Regions from separate parts of the Homo sapiens genome. Here region 2 is linked to region 1. The links are chromatin contacts, found by Hi-C or POLR2A ChIA-PET in ENCODE. All regions are on one chromosome and are shown on one strand. The core of a region is the stretch at or near the end of the contact, and the rest is flanking DNA. Distances in the headings are between cores, read along the strand shown.

Evidence for each region. Hi-C counts contacts between places; a loop is a spot of excess contacts on that map. ChIA-PET counts read pairs that join two places held with the same protein, here RNA polymerase II (POLR2A). Pooled maps may share reads with other maps.
Region 2: a map of tibial artery shows a loop between it and region 1 (2.8-fold over the local background). The contact joins two enhancer-like sites. A Hi-C loop is called at or near these places in 4 of 168 maps with a recorded cell type or tissue (CD4-positive, alpha-beta T cell, aorta, naive thymus-derived CD4-positive, alpha-beta T cell and 1 more), 3 of 37 single-sample maps with no recorded cell type and 11 of 50 pooled maps. POLR2A ChIA-PET finds 5 or more read pairs at or near these places in 2 of 52 experiments (CD4-positive, alpha-beta T cell and common myeloid progenitor, CD34-positive).

Annotation. Positions count from the first base shown.
Region 1 is chr3:71,307,887-71,313,920 of GRCh38, reverse strand. The region is part of intron 4 of FOXP1 (forkhead box P1); the gene reads left to right. Among named protein-coding and RNA genes, the nearest start is that of FOXP1-AS1, 21 kb to the right of the region's middle. Within about 2 kb of position 3,377, at least 11 of the 41 ENCODE cell types and tissues checked have a DNase peak (open chromatin) inside an H3K27ac peak, as active enhancers do.
Region 2 is chr3:71,024,982-71,031,015 of GRCh38, reverse strand. The region is part of intron 11 of FOXP1 (forkhead box P1); the gene reads left to right. Among named protein-coding and RNA genes, the nearest start is that of FOXP1-AS1, 260 kb to the left of the region's middle. Within about 2 kb of position 3,800, at least 2 of the 41 ENCODE cell types and tissues checked have a DNase peak (open chromatin) inside an H3K27ac peak, as active enhancers do.

The DNA.
Region 1 (6,034 bases), core at 2,128-4,627:
CTATTCTAGTCTAAAGTATACTGTATAGTACTATATTCTGTAATACTTAGTTTTAGGTGAGGCAGCCCAAGGATGCATTAAGAAATACAGATACTCGACCGGGCACGGTGGCTCATGCCTGTAATCCCAGCACTTTGGGAGGCCGAGGTGGGCGGATCACGAGGTCAGGAGATCGAGACCATCCTGGCTAACACGGTGAAACCCCGTCTCTACTAAAAATACAAAAAATTAGCCGGGCATGGTGGCTGGTGCCTGTAGTCCCAGCTAATCGGGAGGCTGAGGCAGGAGAATGGCGGGAACCCGGGAGGCGGAGCTTGCAGTGAGCAGAGATAGCGCCACTGCACTCCAGCCTGGGCGAGAGTGCGAGACTGTCTCAAAAAAAAAAAGAAAAAGAAATGCAGATACTCGATCTGTACAACCTCAGCCTTGCCTTTATAAAAATTCTTTCCTAACTTTCAAAACTTGTTTGTTTTTGTTGTTTTTGATAGCCTGTTTTCAGCCAATGAATAGGTAGATAACAATCACTTGCAGCCTGTTGTACTGCTTTTTAAATAATTAGCTTGGCCGGGCGCAGTGGCTCACGCCTGTAATCCCAGCACTTTGGGAGGCAGAGGCGGACGGATCATGAGGTCAGGAGATCGAGACCATCCTGGCTAACACAGTGAAACCCCGTCTCTACTAAAAATACCAAAAATTAGCTGGGCGTGGTGGCGGGCGCCTGTATTCCTAGCTACTCGGGAGGCTGAGGCAGGAGAATGGCATGAATCCGGGAGGCGGAGCTTGCAGTGAGCCGAGATTGCGCCACTGCACTCCAGTGTGGGTGGCACAGCGAGACTCCATCTCAAAAAAAAAAAAAAAAAAAAGAATTAAAGTTTCATTGTGATTGTGCAATTGTACAAAGACATTCCCTTATTTTATTTTATTATTTTTGAGACAGGGTTTCACTCTGTCACCCAGGCTGGAGTGCAGTGGCACGATCTCAGCTCACTGCAACCTCTTCCTGCCTGGTTCAAACAATTCTTCCACCTCAGCCTCCTGAGTACCTGGGACTACAGGCAAGCACCACCATGCCCAGCTAATTTTTTTTTGTATTTTTTGGTAGAGATAAGGTTTCACCGTGTTGGCCAGGCTGGCCTCGAACTCCTGACCTCAAGTGTGATCACCTGCCTTGGCCTCCCAGAGTGCTGGATTTACAGGTATGAGCCACCGTGCCTGGCCTATTCCCCCATTATTAAACAGTGTCTCACTTTATTGCCCAGGCTATTGTGCGGCAGCACCATGCTAGCTCACTGCAGCCTTGAATTCCTGGGCTCAAGCAATCGTCCTGCCTCACCCTCCTTAATAGCTGGCATTGCAGGTGTGAGCCACTGAGCCTAGCTTATTCTCTCATTTTTAAAGTAATTTCAAATAGCAGAAGCAGGGAAGGAGAGGCATTTTAGGAGTTCATCTTTCTGGTCCACCTTTAATGAAGTAAGCAGCTCCTTCCAAGGGGAGCTTGAAGCCTGAATTCTTCGTAGTGAACACAGTACTCTTTTCAGAAACTTATACTTAGCTTAAAAAAATTATCTATACCTCCACCCTGCTGCCTTATATGATAGAAAAGGAGATGAGTTCAGCAACAGCTTCCTCTAGCACACTTGATTACCTTTCTTTCGCTGAAGTCCAGATGCTGAGCTTGTTGAACTCATCTGCCTTGTTCAGCCGTTCTTGTTTTAGGAGTGTTAACGTTCTTTTTGGGAAAGAAGCAGCATATGCGTACACCCTTGCCAGGCTTCCATTAAGTGTCCCTTCACCTTTAGCAAGCCCTTGGTGGACTCAGGGGAGCTTTATAGTTATTATTAACATAACAGCCTGTAAGTTGGGCTTCTTTCTAGTGAAGGAGCCAAGAGGGAGGGCCCCGCCTGGTTTTAAATTACGTAGGCTTTTCTAAATGTGTTTCTAATGGGAGCTAGAGAGGTGGTGAGCTTTGGGGAAGCCTCGCCTTGGGTCATAGTTGAGTGTAGAAGGGAGCTGGGATCTGCAGATATCAGGGAATTTAGGAAGAGAGGCATGGGAAAGGAAATGGGATGGAAAGGTGCCAGGAAAAGTTGCCTCATCATTTCCCACTTTGGTGGTGGCCAAAAGGTAAGTTTCTACTTTGAGATCACTCTCAGGCCCTGTGGGCACAGAGCTGCCAAGTTTCTCAGTTTAAGGACTAATAAAGTTGGGATGTGGGTAATTCTGGGAGACTGGGTAGTTTGAAGGGAAGGATTGTTGGAGGTCTTTCCAGCTATACTGACAATGTACATGGGTTCATTCTTGAGATGAGCGTGTCCATAATAAAATCTAGCTGTAGAGCCATTCAAGGACTTCTCTGTGTGCACGAGCATGCTAGCCATTTTACGTACAACAGTAGGAACAGAGTAGCTGGAGTAAGATACAGGAATGTTTTTGTTCCACTCATACACTGATTAGTGTTATTCACTCATTCTGTATTTACTGAACACCTACCCTGCGTAGCCACTGCTCTGTACTGGGATACAGCAAGCAAGAGGCCTGCACACTGGCTCATGCCTGTAATCCCAGCACTTTGGGAGGCAAAGGCAGGATGATCACTTGAACCCAGGAATTCGACACCAGCCTGGGCAACATAGTGAGACCTTGTCCCTACAAAAAATTGAAAAAACTAGTGAGGCATGGTGGCACGTGCCTCTAGACCCAGCTACTCAGGAGGCTGAGGTGGGAGAACCGCTTGAGTCTAGTAGTTAGTTCCAGGCTGCAGTGAGTCATGATCGTGCCACTGCACTGCACTCCAGCTTGGGCAACAGAGTGAGACCATGTCTCAAAAACAAAAAACAAACAAACAAAAAAAAGTGGGAGGGGGATGCAAATCAGATAAAATCCCTGCCTTCATGGAGTATATGTTCTGATATTTTTGTCATAAACTGAAATTAATACGACTTATCTGTTGCCTAAACTTTTTGCCCAGAACAACCAAACAGAATCAGTTCAGCTGCAGTGGGAACCGCCAAGAGCCAGATGTGGCCATGAGAGGAATATCTTTGAGAGCCTGTCATCTGGCTCCAGCTGTGTTAACCTAGGCCTGGTAGGCAGCCATGAGTTGTGTCTGCCAACTGGTGGCCAGACACTAGTGCAGGCTTAAACAATTAGCAGAATTCCTCATCCGGTGGCTGGATTCACTGTGTGTGTCCTACAGACGATCGCTGCTGTCCAAACCAGGGGACTCTGGGCAGAAACGCCCAGAAGAGAACCAAAAGTTAGCCCCTTGAGAAACCAGTCAAAGTCTCATCCCGGAACATGGAGAGGGAGGCAGGAATCGGGGAAGACCAGCAACAGTGAGAAAACAGAAGTAAACCAGACGTGGCCCTCTGCCTGGCAGACCTTAATTCTGACTGAGAACTCTTGCCTGATAGAGAACGTCTGCCTCCAGCATGCCCCTGCAGAAAAGCAAAGAGTAGAGTTTGCCTGTGAAGAAATTTTTTTTCAGTTATTTTTTACATTGTTGCCCTTTGGTGAGAATCATTTATGATGCTTTATTGGTTTTACCCAAACTGAGATTTCCATGAAAAGTATTCATTCCCACCTTTTGGAAGCAATTAGATCCCCACAAACAGGCTATAACTTTCAAATGTCTGTTATATCTGCCTTCAAAAATAAGTATATAAGTAAATAAAATGCTTCAGCCTGCCTGCATGTGGAAGATTTTTTATAAACTGTAGAGTTGCTGGTTTCATGTACCAGGCAAGTCCTGCTAGCACACGGGAAAATAATAGATTCTGATCATCCATTGTCCAGCATGTTTCTAATACCACAGTAGTTGCTCAGTAAATGTTTGTAGACTGAGCTGAATAAGGAAAAATTCCAGTGAATGTGCTGACTTGCAAGAATGGTAATTAAAAATTAGTGCAGTCATTTCAAATCATAAGTTGGGGAAACAACCCACCATTTAGTGCCCCCCAAAAGTAAAAGTTCTAATTGGAATAAGCTTAGGATTTTTTTTTATGTCCACATCTAAAGTCTGATGATAACAGAAAGCACAAGATGGCAGAGATTAAGGTTTTCAGGGAGACTTCTCTTGAGGCTGAACAGATATGTCCATGTGAGAACATTTTTATCATGGTGAGGTTCTTGGTGGTCTTTCAAAGAAGTCCCACTCTGAACAGATAACGACAACAAAATCATTGAAGTGGGGAAAATTCAAAAGATGCTAGTTTGTGTGTCAAAATCAACTTTTGCATTCTAACTGCATTGTGTAAATTTGCTGTGCAGGAAACATAAGTGAAGCCATTTGGTTTTGTGGCATTGGTGTGGGTTGGCTCAGGGGGTGGGGATAAGGTTGAGGCATTGATATAGTAAGAGGAGAGCCAGATGGTTGTATTACACATCTTTTGTGTTCTTGTTTGCTTCTTAAAGCAGTTGCAGAATTTTGCCCTTGGCGATATTTTCTTCGTGCCTGTGTGTTCTGCTATGAATTTACTTTTGTCAGAGTACTTTGAAAGAAAAGCCTTGCTCAGAAAAAAAAAAAAAATTACGTTATAAACTTGTGAAGTCAACAGTGTGTTCATAAAAATATTTTTTAAATGTTAAGTATGTTAGTAAATAGTTGAGAGAATCAGCTTTTCTTTTTTCTTAGCGCAGTGATTTCGACCATATTTTATATTAATTCAGGGAAAGAATTTTTGCAAAATTATGAATGTGCAATTGGTGATGGATGGATGGATCGAGATGGATAGATGAGGAGACAGACACATGGAACAGATACATTGTTATTCCAGTAAGGATGAGGCCTATCTGATTAGAGATTTAACTTTTTCCATTACTTACAGCAAGCCCTCAGGTTGTGGTTAACCTCTTGTGTTTTATCAGCAAGCGTAACTTGGTAGTAAGTTGAGTGAGAGTGGGTTAGGGTAGGTTGGTGAGTTTTCGTTGACATTTGGTAGAATTGCTGTTACACCACCATTGAAATTTATATTTATTCCCTACTAAAAGGAAATTCTATTTTGCAGTCACCAGTGGCAAGGGATATTTAAGATGTTCTAATGCATGTAAGGGGTGATATTTTATCACCGAATGCTTTTAATAAAGAGTTGCTTTGGAGCTGTCCCCCCTCACCCACACACACACACACACACACACACACACACACACACACACACACACACACACACACATTGTGGTAGAATGCTTCATAATAATTTAATGTCCTTTTTACAGTTCCAGTTTATTTTTTTTTCCTTTGCTCAAATCAGAGAAGAGCAAATATGTAGGATCCTTGGGCGACAGTTTATTCTCCTGTTGTGCACAGATTTCCAGTTTTAGTTGGAACCTGCAGTCCCTGATGAGAAAACAGGAAACTTACAGTCCTAACCTTATTGAAATCTCTGCCGGGTTTAGTCACAAGTCTGAGGCGACTCCTTCCAATAATGAAGCCATTGTACGCATCGTATCTGATCAGTTCTTGAAATGTTTTAGTAGGTCTATCTTACAACATTATAAGAAGATAATCAGCAGCCTTAGAAGGTCCCCATCTGGACTGTAGAGTTCTTTTACTGAAAGATGTTTTGCCTTTTTGAGATAGCTCTCGCGTTTCATCATCTGTTCCGCCGAGATGAAGTGCATATGAAAAGTCAGTGACTCTGAATCCATCTGTTGTTATTATTTTCCACTGATAATTGGCTTGAACAATGAAATGTCTGTGTCTGCAGCCTTTGAAACTGTACACCCTGTTTATTTTCTGGAGGTCTCACTGCAACTACGCCCCCCCATCTTTCCCCCTGCATTTTCTCTCAAGCTTACAGCGAGTGGCGCTTGTGTGAGGATGACATCTTTGACTCTGTGCATCAGTATGTGTCACTCAGCATCTAAAGCTTGCATACGGATTTTTGTCACAATCCCTGTGTCTGTGCCATTCGCTCCCGAATCCGGCGCTCTTTCAGCAAGGAGCTTAGCTGGGCCGCAATGCATGGATCCCTTACCTGGATTGTCGTCTTTATTTCACTGTCCTCATTAAAATATTAATTTAGGGTACAGTATC
Region 2 (6,034 bases), core at 2,551-5,050, 280 kb after region 1:
AATCATGACCATAGACCTGAGAATCAGGCGGATATCTATGTCTGTGACTCTACTTTCATGTCTGAAATATTGATAGAAACATTGTGGTACATATGAGCCCCTATATTCAACTTAAATTTTTCCATATGAGTCAGATTTATGACAAGAACAAGATGTCTCGTGTTAAAGATCAGTGTGAGAGAAAAATGGCAGTTTACTTTAATTAGAAAAAAATTGACACCAAGAGCTGGAATAATCCAGTGGCGTTTGAATAAATTAGAGGACTGTACAGACAGAAATAAAAAGAAACTCAACAAGGATAAATGGGAAGTTGTCCAAAGTGCAAGAAAAAATGTGTTCCTCAGTGGGACAGAAGTCACAGGACACTTCCAAGGTATATCCATTCAACCAAACTTACCAAGCTCAAACCACAGGCCAGGTGTGGTCCTAGTGTGGGAATGTAGCTGTGAGCTCCACAGCCTGTCCTCAGGGAGCTGACACTGCAGTAGAAGGGAAATAGAACAAACAAATCATTTACACAAGAACGGTTAAGTTCTGGAAACAGAAAAAGTAGGAAAGGGAGTAAGTATTATTTGTGGGGCTGAGGTTACTGTTGGGGTAAGTTGGTCTGGCAAAGCCTGTAGGTGGCCCTGGAACAAACGTGAATAAGAAAGGGAAGACCCCCTCCAATCTAAGGGCACATCAGAAGCAAAGGCCCTGAAGCAGAGGCAGGCATAGAAGATATTTGGCTGCGTTATGGACCATACTGGTTTCATGTCAGGCCACTGTGTTGTTTGGTGGTATTTAGCCTCCTATCAGAACCCAACATGATTATCACAAAGTAGGTGTTTAATAAAATCTGCTGAATTAAAGGTAGAGAAGGGTTTAACCTAGTTAACCCAGTTTAACCTCAAAGACTGGACTGAAGAATGCAGGCTGCTCTACTTAAGTTACTTGAGCTTGGTGTGCCTCAGTTTCCCACCCCTGAATCGGGTATGCTACCAGCCCTTACCTCGTCTTAGATCAAATTGTGAGGATTAAATGAGTTAATATATGTTTTAGTTGCTGAGCACATAGTAGGTCCTCAATAAATATTAACTTATTGTTAATTATTATTAAAGCTATTTATTCATTCATACCACACGTATTGAGCATGTATTATATAATAACTCTGTAGATTCTGGGAATTAAAAGATGACCACAATGTAGTTCTTCCCCTTCAGGAACTCACAGCTAATCAGAAAAACAAACATAGAAACAGACACTTGAAAGTCAATGTATTATTAATAACTATGGTGATAGAAGTATATGCAAAACGTAACAGAGGGCATGACTTGTTAAAAATGGGCCCAGCGTGGTGGCTGATGCCTACAATCCCAGCACTTTGGGAGGCCGAGGCGGGTGGATCACTTGAGGCCAGGAGTTTGAGACCAGCCTGGGCAATATAGTGAGACCCTGTCTCTACAAAAAATATAAAAATTAGCTGAGCATGATGGTGCATGCCTATAATCCCAGCTACTCAGGAGACTGAGGCACAAGAATCACTTGAACCCGGGAGGTAGAGGTTGCAGTGAGCCGAGATCACACCACTGCACTCCAGCCTGGGTGACAGAGCAAGACTCTGTCTCAAAAAAATAAAAAAAAAAGAGCACTAGTGGAACATCATAGTGTGTGTATGTTCCCCCTACATCTGCCTCACATGAGATTTTCTAACACAATGAATGCTGTAAGGGAAAGGTTTTAACTCTCTTGTCCATTGCCACATCCCCATCACCCAGCACAAGCCAGCCTGGCATATAGTAGGCCCTAAATTTCATTGCAGAGACTACATGAAATGTTCAGAAGAAAGTGAACTAATGAGATGTCAAAGGTCAAGAACCCATTAAGAGTACTTCTATACTTGCCACTCTTTGGCCACAGGTGCTGTAAGACAGGGGTCCCCAAACCCCAGTTCACAGACTGGTACTGGTCTATGGTCTGTTAGGAATTAGGGCACACGGCAGGAGGTGAGGCACGTGAGTGAGTGAAGTTCCATCTGTATTTACAGCCGCTCCCCATCGCTCACATTACCACCTGAGCTTCGCCTCCTATCAGATCAGCGAGGCATTAGATTCTCACAGGAGCGTGAATCCTATTGTGAACCACACATGCAAGGAATCTAGGTTGTGTGCTCCTTATGAGAATCTAATGCCCAATGATCTGTCACTGTCTCCCATTACCCCCACATGGGACTGTCTATATTTGTAGGAAAATAAGCTCGGGGCTCCCAACTGATTCTACGTTAGGGTGAGTTGTAAAATTATTTCATTATATGTTACAATGTAATAATAATAGAAATAAATGCATGATAAATATTATGTGCTTGAATCATCCCGAAACTATTCCCTGCCCCCCAGTTCCTGGAAAAATTGTCTTCCATGAAACCAGTCCCTGGTGCCAAAAAGGTTGGCGAGCACTTCTGTAAGAGAACCTGGTTAGCTGTTGTCGATACCTGTAGCTGCTCCAAACCATGAGAAAACTTAAGTTTCTGCTACAAGTACATCTCAATCTTTAGCTTGCCTCAGAATCCCCCTGGAGGAATGGCTAAAATACAGGCTACTGGGCCCCACCCTTAGTGTTTCTGATTCAGTAAATTGGGGTGGGGCCCCCACATTTGCATCTTTTACAAGTTCCAGACCCGTACTCTGAGAACCACTGCCTTACAACGTCCCCACCTGGTATCCTTATGGTGTGGCATTCTACCGAAGTTCAAAGTGACGGATAAGTGATCTGGATTACCATTACTTAGGAAAATACAGGTTTCAGAGCCAAGACTCAACATTTCAGAGAGAAAAATTCTCAAGACTGTGGCCCAATATAAGCTATTTTATGGAGCAAAATTTAAAAAAAAAATTTCAATTTTGGCCTTAATTTCATTCATCAGGGCTCTGGTTTTGTCTTCCTAGATTTTTTGTGTGTGTGCTTCGGTTCTCTGCTCTCACTCTATTCCTTTCATCACCTGAGCTCCTACTGATACGTTAAGGCCCAGATCAAATGTTACAGTACTTTATGTTCCAGCCATCTGTTCAGTTATCACTGTCTCCCCAACTAGAGAATTGGGTAGAACTCTTTCCGAGGATGAGAACTTACTTAAAGTTGCAGTCAATGCCAGTGACCACCAAACTTGATTTTTTACCCATCAGTATAAAAGTGTTGAATGTGTACCCCTACTAAGTATGTTTATTAATTATATACATGTTTCTAATATATATTCCTTATGTTATAAAAATTGGTGGCTAAGAGGGTGAGAAATGTATATATACATTTTCAAGTTCTAATATTAATATGTGTATACAGAAATCTTAATATTGTGACTCATATATGTAATATCAAATCTTAAATATATGATGTAGGTCATATGCATCCCAGTTTTGGAGACTGATCTAAGAACCTAACATGATTATCACAAAGTAGGTGTTTAATTAAATCTGCTGAATTAAATGTAGAGAAGAATTTAACCCAGTGAATGTTAATGAGGCATCTTGTGCTATAGAGAAATAAATGTAATTACATAAAGTAGGGAGTAATTCTAAGGAAATACATAAGCAAGTGCCTGATAGTTTTGAGCCATTTTGTATCTTTGGCTAACTTGTCCCTTCATCTCCTGCTTTCTGGTCTGGCCCTTGTGTATGGTTCTGCTTTTGAAGTATGATGTAACTCTTAGAAATCTTTTGCTGACTTCCATAGCATACTGGGGAGGGGAAGAAAATAAGAATTAATATTGGAACTTTGTTTACGGTCGTTGGTTTTTTTGGGTGTCATTGGTTCCTCTAACATATGGACAAGGTTCCACATAGACCTTGTGACTCACCAGTGCAAACACACTTGCATTGACATAATGAGAATGCCTGCCTAATGGTGTTAATAACTTTTGGATTAGTGATCCCTATGTCTGTATTGACACAGTTGCTCACACCACTTTTTGGAAAGCATTCTGTTTTCTTAACGAGATCCCAGTGTTAATACTGCCAGTGGTAAACTTTTAGTTACAAACTCAGAATAGCCCTTACTGGTGTCAGAAACAAAAGATGGACCTCTGCCTCTTGTTGTTCTTTTCCTTTATTTATTCCTTCACTCATCACCTTGCAAATACAGGCATTTTGTGCTTGTCATCACCTGCTCTGTTTGCGATTGCATTGTGATCCAAGCACACCAACCAGCCTCCAGTACTACAGCTCTGATTCTCTGCTCCGTTCTCCTGCTATGCCACATAAATACTCCTGGCATCTGGGAATCAAGATGGCACATTTTGCCCAGTGTGGCTGGAAAGGGGGGAGATAGGGGAGATTGGTGACATGGTTAGTGATGAAAATAACTGCCAGACTTACTACCTTTCGTGGCACCTAGCCTCAGGTTCTTACCATTGGTAAAGCAGCCAGTTGCTGGTCACATAGATAGCTTACAAATGAGATGCCCTTAAATCTGGAGGAAGAAGCTCTAGTCCTAAAAGCATCAGACACACTACACTGTGCTGTTGGGGCCTTTGTGGGTCTTTGACCCCTAAGTCCAGAACGACCGTGAGGCTCTGCCATCCCCTGTGAAAATTCAAATTAAAGTACGTCTTCAGAGACTTGCTACTTTGTCAGTGTCAACCTGCGAAGTTAACCCAGCTACAGACTGGATCCTCAAGGACTACTTTATGAGCTTTTACTTTTCCAAACTTGAGTCGTTTGAATATGCGCCCCATTGTTGTGAGGTTTGCCCTGTCTGCTTATGTGATTATTTGTATTATTTTCTTTAAATCAAGTCATTTCTTAAATAAAATGAGCCTCATTCTAAGAAATGATATCTGTGAAATCAGAAGTTGGAGACACTAGATATATTTTAGTCCATTACAAATTAAGATACATCTGCAAATCTTCAAAGTATGCTTTCTTGCTCCATTTGACATTGTGTGGACCCCACTGAGTGTGTGCATATTATGAGTTGGTATGTTTTCATAGGTTTTTCTCATTTTTCAGAGGGAAGGGACCTTGACTGAATATGGTACTGTGCCAAGTGCATGGAAACCCTGCCTTCCTAGTATACCCTAATTTCTTAGAAAAATTCAAGACTGTCACTTAACCTTCCTAAAAAGTTGATTGTGACTCTGCTTTTCCTCACATACATCCTCAGGGATATGAACCAGGCTTAGAAGATACTTAAAGCAGACCTAGAGTTTGGGGACTGTGAAGTTTTCAAACTCATTGATTCAGTAGTTTACTCTGGGATAATCTTGATCAGTGTAATATCTGGTAAACATTAATCACTGACCATATCACCCAACAGATCTGTGCTGATGTAAAATTGGTGTTTGTTAAACAGAAACAGAAAGTGACCTTTTCCCTGTGCTAACTTCCTTCAGCCTTACCTGTTTTGTTACGTTTAAAAAACAAAAAAGAAATACAGCCTTGCATTAATTTTTAAATAATTTTGAGCCAGCAAGCATTTCTGTGAGTTTGCAACAATTACTTGGGGAGGTTGCCCAGTGCCACCCCCTTACATATTTATCTATGTCCATCCATCTTGTTATAAAGAGGGCATCCTTGTGACTGTTTCTTTAAGCATAGACATTTTTAGGTCAGATACAGATCAGGGAACACCCAAGATCCTTGGTACTCATGTTATGGTCCATGGCCCAGCAGCTCTGGGGGCTTACTCCACATGCATAGTCGTGCGCCACCCCACCACCCAGAACCACCGAATCGGATTTATATCTGTAATAAAGTTCGAGAAGCACTACTCTAGGAATAGCAATGGGAAAGGAAGGTTGTATGCCCTTTTCCCCAGACACAGTTTTTATAGTCCCTTAGGGCCCAGTCAACATTCTTTGAGTCATTCTCCTGCCATTCTCCATTTTTGGCTTGTCTGCATATACTTATTACTACTATCTACTTCATATTTTTCATAAATCGTCTCGTTTAAATAGGTTGTATAAAAAGTAACTACTGAGAAATCATGTTTCTGATGTACTCATAAAAACTTTATCCAACGCAGATGAATATAAGTCCAGAACTATGGAAGTGAGGGTATACCA